Regions from separate parts of the Mus musculus genome. Here region 2 is linked to region 1. The links are chromatin contacts, found by Hi-C or POLR2A ChIA-PET in ENCODE. All regions are on one chromosome and are shown on one strand. The core of a region is the stretch at or near the end of the contact, and the rest is flanking DNA. Distances in the headings are between cores, read along the strand shown. Region 1 overlaps Plxnc1 (plexin C1). Region 2 holds the start of Plxnc1 (plexin C1).

Region 1 (3,045 bases), core at 161-2,660:
CAACACTTGTTGCCCTACTTTAATGATCCATTCCACGCTGTGACGAAGCAGAGCTCTCCAGGACTGCAATGTACGATGTAACCATAATTCATTCTTAAAGATGGTTCTTGCCATGTCAGTATCAAGTCATTTGACCCAGGCTACACAGGGCCACCCGGTCTGGGCCGTGACTTGAGACGGGAGAGGCTAGTGCAGGTGGGTTTGCTTTTTATTTCCTACCAAGTTAGCCAAGACTTCAGAGAGAGGCAAAAGGTTCGCCCTTGGAGACGATAAAAAGAATAGCAACGTTTGAAATTTTTCAAATGAATCCTCATCATGCCGTGTATTCTGCTCGCTCGGCGGAAGCCTTATTATTAATGGCATTGTCTTCTTGCACACCATATAGCCCTGGGCCTGATGTACAATCTCAGTCTCCAGGCAGAATCTGCCCAGCTTGGTCTTGAATTACGATGTATGCGACCCATCTAGGCTCAAGGGCGACTTGTAGCGGCTTCCTCTCCATGGCAGTTCTTAGCATCGTCGCTGGGACCAGCCTGGTTGGATTCACTGTTGCTATGGTAACCCAGTACTCCAGCTCTCGCTATAGAAGCAAGGAGGAAAGAGCCTTCACTGCAGCTCAGGCAGGAATGAGAGGGGGGAAAAAAACAAGCCACATAGCAGTGGCTGTCAGATTGGTGCTTTCTGTTTTTTAAAGGTGAACACAGATTAAAAATAAAAATAAAAAGAGCAGAGCAGGTAGGGAAAGGCGGAGGGCAGAGCGAAGGGACGGTAGGGGGAATGAAGGGCGATAGAGAAGTAAATTAGAGAGCTCCTGGGGGGGGGTGCGGGGGGGGGGGTAGGGAGCGTGAATGGAGAGGGTGATTATGATGTAAGGGAGAGGCTCGGGAAACAAACTAAAAATATGGAGATGGAATGGATTAAGAGTTCTTCATGGAGGAAGTCACAATCTTAGCTGCTGCAAGAGCTAGGACTGTGGCTGCCCTCCTCTCTGCACCCCCTTGCGGGGGCTCCTTCCCTCAGAATCTCTGGCAGACAAAAGAAACAGGGCCAAGAAAATTCTCATGAATAATTGTAATTGGGGTAGGAGCCTTTTCTTCTTGTCACATGCCCAAGAGTAGACTTGAAGAAATTAACTGATCACAGCCAGTATTATATGGTTGCTGTAGTTCTTTTTTTTTTCTTCTTTTCTTTTTTTTTAAAGATCCATTCCATTTATGTTGCATCTCTGTGTGTCTTTGGAGAGCTCTGGACAGGAGTTCATTCATGGATGGTGGTGACAGTGGTGGTGTTTAAATAGCCGTGACTACTTGTTTAACAAGCTTCAGTCAGGAGTTGGTGGGAGATGCCCAAGTTGGTAATAGAATTTTGGAGTTGGTTGTATTTTGATGGTCCTTTCAGAAGCCTTAATAGTATCCGAGCAGGGGGCAGGGGTGGTGCTAGCTGGAAAGAGATGTTCAAGAGCTGAGTGCTGAAGTACGGGAGCACTCAAGTACTAGAGCACTCAAGTACTATGATGTTTAGAAACAGAAGGGGTGGGGAAAACATGAGGAAGGATCAGAAAGGGGAGAGACAGCGTTTAAGGAAGGAGTGTGTTGCCAGGCAAGGGAAAGGGGGAAGAGAGCAACGTACTGTGCCAGCTCCTGCCAAGGAGGTCAAAGGAAAACGGATCCGTTGGACTAGGACAGGGCGATCGATGACTGTGACAGAGGCCCGTTTTTGGAAGGGTGCTGGAGCTACAAAAGGACAATGAGCAGTGAGTGGAGGAGCTCCTTGGGGGTGTTATGGGGAACGGTAGAGGAGATATGTCGCCGATTCTGAGGCAAAACGTAGACTCCAGACAGTTTAGGATTCTAAAGTTTATTTGTTTTTCATTACATTTTAATTGGGAGTGGGATAGTGCACGTTCCATAGTGTGTGTGGAGGTCAGAGGACCGCTCATGGGAGTTGCTCTCTTCTACCAGATGGACCCCAGGGACCAAACTCAGGTTGTCAAGCTTGACAGGTAAAAGCACCTGCCACGCTATCTCACCAGTCTAACTTTAGAAGGTGTTTTGTTTTGTTTTGTTTTGTTTTGTTTTGTTTTGTTTTGTTTTTGTTTTAACATACATAGAATAATGGTGTCTGGAGCTGAAGAGGTGATGGCTCAGCCCGTCTGTAAAGTGCCTGCTCTGAACGCATGAGGCTCTGAGTTTGTATCTGCAGCACCTGAAAATGTCAGCCATGCTAGTGTATGTCAGTAATCCTAGTGCTGGCGAAGCGGAGACAGGAGGATCCCCGGAAGTCCACTGGTCAGATAGTCCAGTCAAATTGATGAGCTCTTAAGTTCAATGAGAGGCCACACCCTCCCGTAAGCAAGCGCAAACAGGCGCGCGCGCGCATGTGCCCAATCACACTCCACCTACCAGCTTTTTTTGTGTGTGTTGTTGGGGAAAATTCCGGTAGGAAGGAGAGGGGTGGGGGGAAGGAGGGTGAATATTGTGGTGTGTTGTCTTTCAGCAGATGACAGAAAATATGACCTAATCACATCAGTGGGGAGGGTAGCCTCAGTCCAGGATGGGAGGGAAACAGTAGTGTGGACCCCAGAGCTCGTAGAGATAGATCAGACCTCAGGGTATGTCCATATTGCTCGGAACCTTCTTTGTGACCTTAGACCAGCAGGAGCCAGGTGTCTGTGTGAGCCCGGGGAGAGGGAGCCGTGAAATCTGAGGAAGGGAAGCAGGAAGCACACAGGAGCTCAGGTAAAGGACACACACAGAGAGAAAATAGAGTATGGTTGCCTGGCAATATTGGGGCGCACCTGAGGCCGATGATCTTGCCTTTGAAACAGAAAGCATGGGTTTGCTTTGCTCATGTAGTCTAGCTCCAGTCCCATCATGGGAAAGTACGGAGGATAGACTTCAGTTTAGCTAGAGTTTGGGGATAAGTACATCAGGGTGGGGCTATGGGATGACATTGATGTCACCTGTGTGCGGTGGAGGGAAGTAGGGACACACTGTGGATGGGAGACATGAGAGGGGGGAAAACACCACCTGGACTGTGTGGGGG
Region 2 (3,045 bases), core at 381-2,880, 40 kb before region 1:
CCATCTCAGCAGCGGGAGGAACAGATCTAAGCAGTTCTGTGGAAGTGTAAAACCTGCAGCAGGTGACCTGTGAGGAAGCTCATTCAGAGCCCCCTTAAAAAACAATACAGATTCCTATCCAGAGCTTGGCTGACTTGGAGCTAAGAAGAGAAGATCACACAGCAACCAGTTGCAGTCCTAGGAAGATCTAGGAAGAATGCAGATCATTTCTTAAGGACCCATACGGGTCTTTAGCTCCCTCTCCATTCACCACAGAGTTGAAGGCACCAAGGCTTGCCTCTGGGAAGCCCACTTCTGAGAAAACATGAGCTTGCCTGCTCCCCAGAGCACAGTGATCTTTCTGTTCCAGAAATTCTCGGTGGCTTGCGAGGTGGGGGAAGGGGGGAGCACCCCAGCTGACAGTTGCTACCTGGATGAAGTGGTGGAGGGAGCCCCTCTAGAAACATAAGAGAGCTCCGGACTCTTGAGATGCGAGCCCTGGCTGCTGAGCCCAATGTACCTTTGCCTTTATTCTCTGGGGAGTGTAGTTTAGTGGCCACAGGTGGCACTGGACTAGCAAGAAACCTGTAAGAGGCTCCGGTGTGAGGTGTGGATTCGAATCTCTGCTGTGCTATTTGCTAACAGCTGTACCCGGGCAGGTTCCATAGCTTCTCCAAGACCTTTCTCAAAAGCCGAGTAGGGTTGATACAAGTCACTAATTAATACTGTTTGTCCCAAGCATCAAGTGAATCAAAATCTACATGGTGCATTTAGAACTATGCCCAGAACGGAGCAAGTTCTCAATAAATGTTAGCTTTTGTCACTAGGGTTAGATAGTGAGCAGAACTTTCTAAGTGCTATATCTGAGAGCCTGGGACTCCGTTGCCAAGGGAGACCAGGGAGCCTTTTCAAATATGAGAGCTCTGGCCCGAGGGATTGTCCACAACGAGAGTGTGGCGCCTTTCTCCTACCTCACTCTGACCGAGGGAAACCCACCCCCGGTCACAGGGGCGTCTTGGTCCCCCTCAGCCGCCTCCCGCTTGGCCCCAGCCCCCTGGCGCATCTCTCAGGCCCCCCTCCCGCCGCTCCACACCTGTCAGCCGCCCTGGCAGCCTCCCAGGGGCTCAAGCCCTGGGCCTCCGCCGCAACCCGTTCGACCCTGGGTCCTGGCTCCGCGAGCCTCGCGTTTGCCCGGGGCTGCTCTCGTAAACAAAACCCGGGCGTTGGAGCAGCCCCGCGGGCTGGGGAGCGCGGGAGCCAGCTCGGTGCGCGGTTCCGGCGCCGGGGGAACCCGGGGCGAGCAAGGGGCGATGGTGGCAGCCGCGGCGGCCGCGGCAGGCGGCTCAGCTTTGTTATGAATAGATGAAAGAGGCCACCTACACAGTAACCCAAATTACGAGACCTCCCTCCTCCCGATCTCACCGAATCAAGAAGGGAGGGGAGATGGGCGTGGAGGGAGGGCGGGCGAGAGGCGGAGGGCGGAGGAGGAAGAGGATGAGGAAGGGGCCAGTTGCATCCCACTTTCACAATGGGAAAGTGAAACGCACAAGCGCACCCAACCTCTCCAGCCCTCCCCGCCCGCCTCGCTCCCCTCCGCCCGTCCCCTCCCTTCCCCTCCGCGCCTCCCCGCGAGCGCCCGCGCCGCACAGAGGAACTCTCCGGCGAAGGCGGACGAGGAGGAAGCGTCTCCGGAGCGCGCAGGGCTTGCCGCCGCGGCACAGGCTGCCGGAGCGAGCCCGCCGCGCGCCGTCCTCCCTGCACTCCTTCCCGGCCGAGCCGCGGGGATGGGGCGGCCGCGGGAGCCCGAGCGCGCGCAGGAGCCGCCGCCGCCGCCACCGCCGCCCGCGTCTCCGTCGCCGCGCGCCTGAGCTGCCCGAGCTGCCGCGCGCCCTGCCCGGGGGCGGCCCCCCTAGCCCCATGGAGGTCTCCCGGAGGAAGACGCCGCCGCGCCCCCCGTACCCCGCCGCACCGTTGCCCCTGATCGCCTATCTGCTGGCGCTGGCAGCGCCCGCCCGGGGCGCGGACGAGCCGGTGTGGCGATCTGAGCAAGCCATCGGAGCCATCGCGGCGAGCCGGGCGGACGGCGTGTTCGTGGCGAGCGGCAGCTGCCTGGACCAGCTGGACTACAGCCTGAAGAACAGGCTCTCTCGCCTATACCGGGACCAAGCGGGCAACTGCACGGAGCCCGTCTCGTTGGCGCCCCCCGCGCGGCCCCGGCCCGGGAGCAGCTTCAGCAAGCTACTGCTGCCCTACCGCGAGGGGGCGACCGGCCTCGAGGGGCTGCTGCTCACCGGCTGGACCTTCGACCGGGGCGCCTGCGAGGTGCGGCCCCTGGGCAACCTGAACCGCAGCTCCCTGCGCAACGGCACCGAGGTGGTGTCATGTCACCCGCAGGGTTCGACGGCTGGTGTGGTGTACCGCGCGAGTGGCACCGACCTCTGGTACCTGGCGGTGGCCGCCACCTATGTGCTGCCGGAGCCGGAGACCGCGAACCGCTGCAACCCCGCAGCATCCGATCGCGACACGGCTATCGCGCTCAAGAACACGGAGGGGCGCAGTCTGGCCACGCAGGAGCTGGGCCGCCTGAAACTGCGCGGTAGTGCGGGCAGCCTGCACTTCGTGGACGCCTTTCTCTGGAACGGCAGTGTCTACTTCCCCTACTATCCCTACAACTACACGAGTGGCGCTGCCACCGGCTGGCCCAGCATGGCGCGCATCGCGCAGAGCACAGAGGTGCTGTTCCAGGGCCAGGCTGCCCTCGACTGCGACCACGGCCACCCTGAGGGCCGCCGCCTACTGCTTTCCTCCAGCCTGGTGGAGGCTGTGGACATCTGGGCCGGCGTGTTCAGCGCGGCCACTGGAGAGGGCCAGGAGAGGCGCTCCCCCGCCACCACGGCTCTCTGCCTCTTCAGGATGAGTGAGATCCAGGCGCACGCCAGGAGCTGCAGCTGGGACTTTCAAGCGACTGAGCACAACTGCGTAAGTCCAGCCCCCGGGGTTCAGATGGAGTCTTGGGTGACACTTACCAAGTCTCAGGTTCACTACACCACCGACTGGCCGAGATTG

The links. Hi-C counts contacts between places; a loop is a spot of excess contacts on that map. ChIA-PET counts read pairs that join two places held with the same protein, here RNA polymerase II (POLR2A).
Region 2: a map of left cerebral cortex shows a loop between it and region 1 (8-fold over the local background). The contact joins the promoter of Plxnc1 here to the enhancer-like site in region 1. A Hi-C loop is called at or near these places in 5 of 37 maps with a recorded cell type or tissue (all left cerebral cortex). POLR2A ChIA-PET finds 5 or more read pairs at or near these places in 2 of 5 experiments (Patski and embryonic stem cell).

Annotation. Positions count from the first base shown.
Region 1 is chr10:94,903,359-94,906,403 of GRCm38, reverse strand. The region is part of intron 4 of Plxnc1 (plexin C1); the gene reads left to right. Among named protein-coding and RNA genes, the nearest start is that of Plxnc1, 40 kb to the left of the region's middle. Within about 2 kb of position 1,410, at least 1 of the 3 ENCODE cell types and tissues checked has a DNase peak (open chromatin) inside an H3K27ac peak, as active enhancers do; it is left cerebral cortex, where a contact is called at or near this core.
Region 2 is chr10:94,943,430-94,946,474 of GRCm38, reverse strand. Plxnc1 (plexin C1) reads left to right here and starts at 1,630. Exons shown (of 31, transcript NM_018797.3): 1 at 1,630-2,958. The coding sequence starts at 1,897.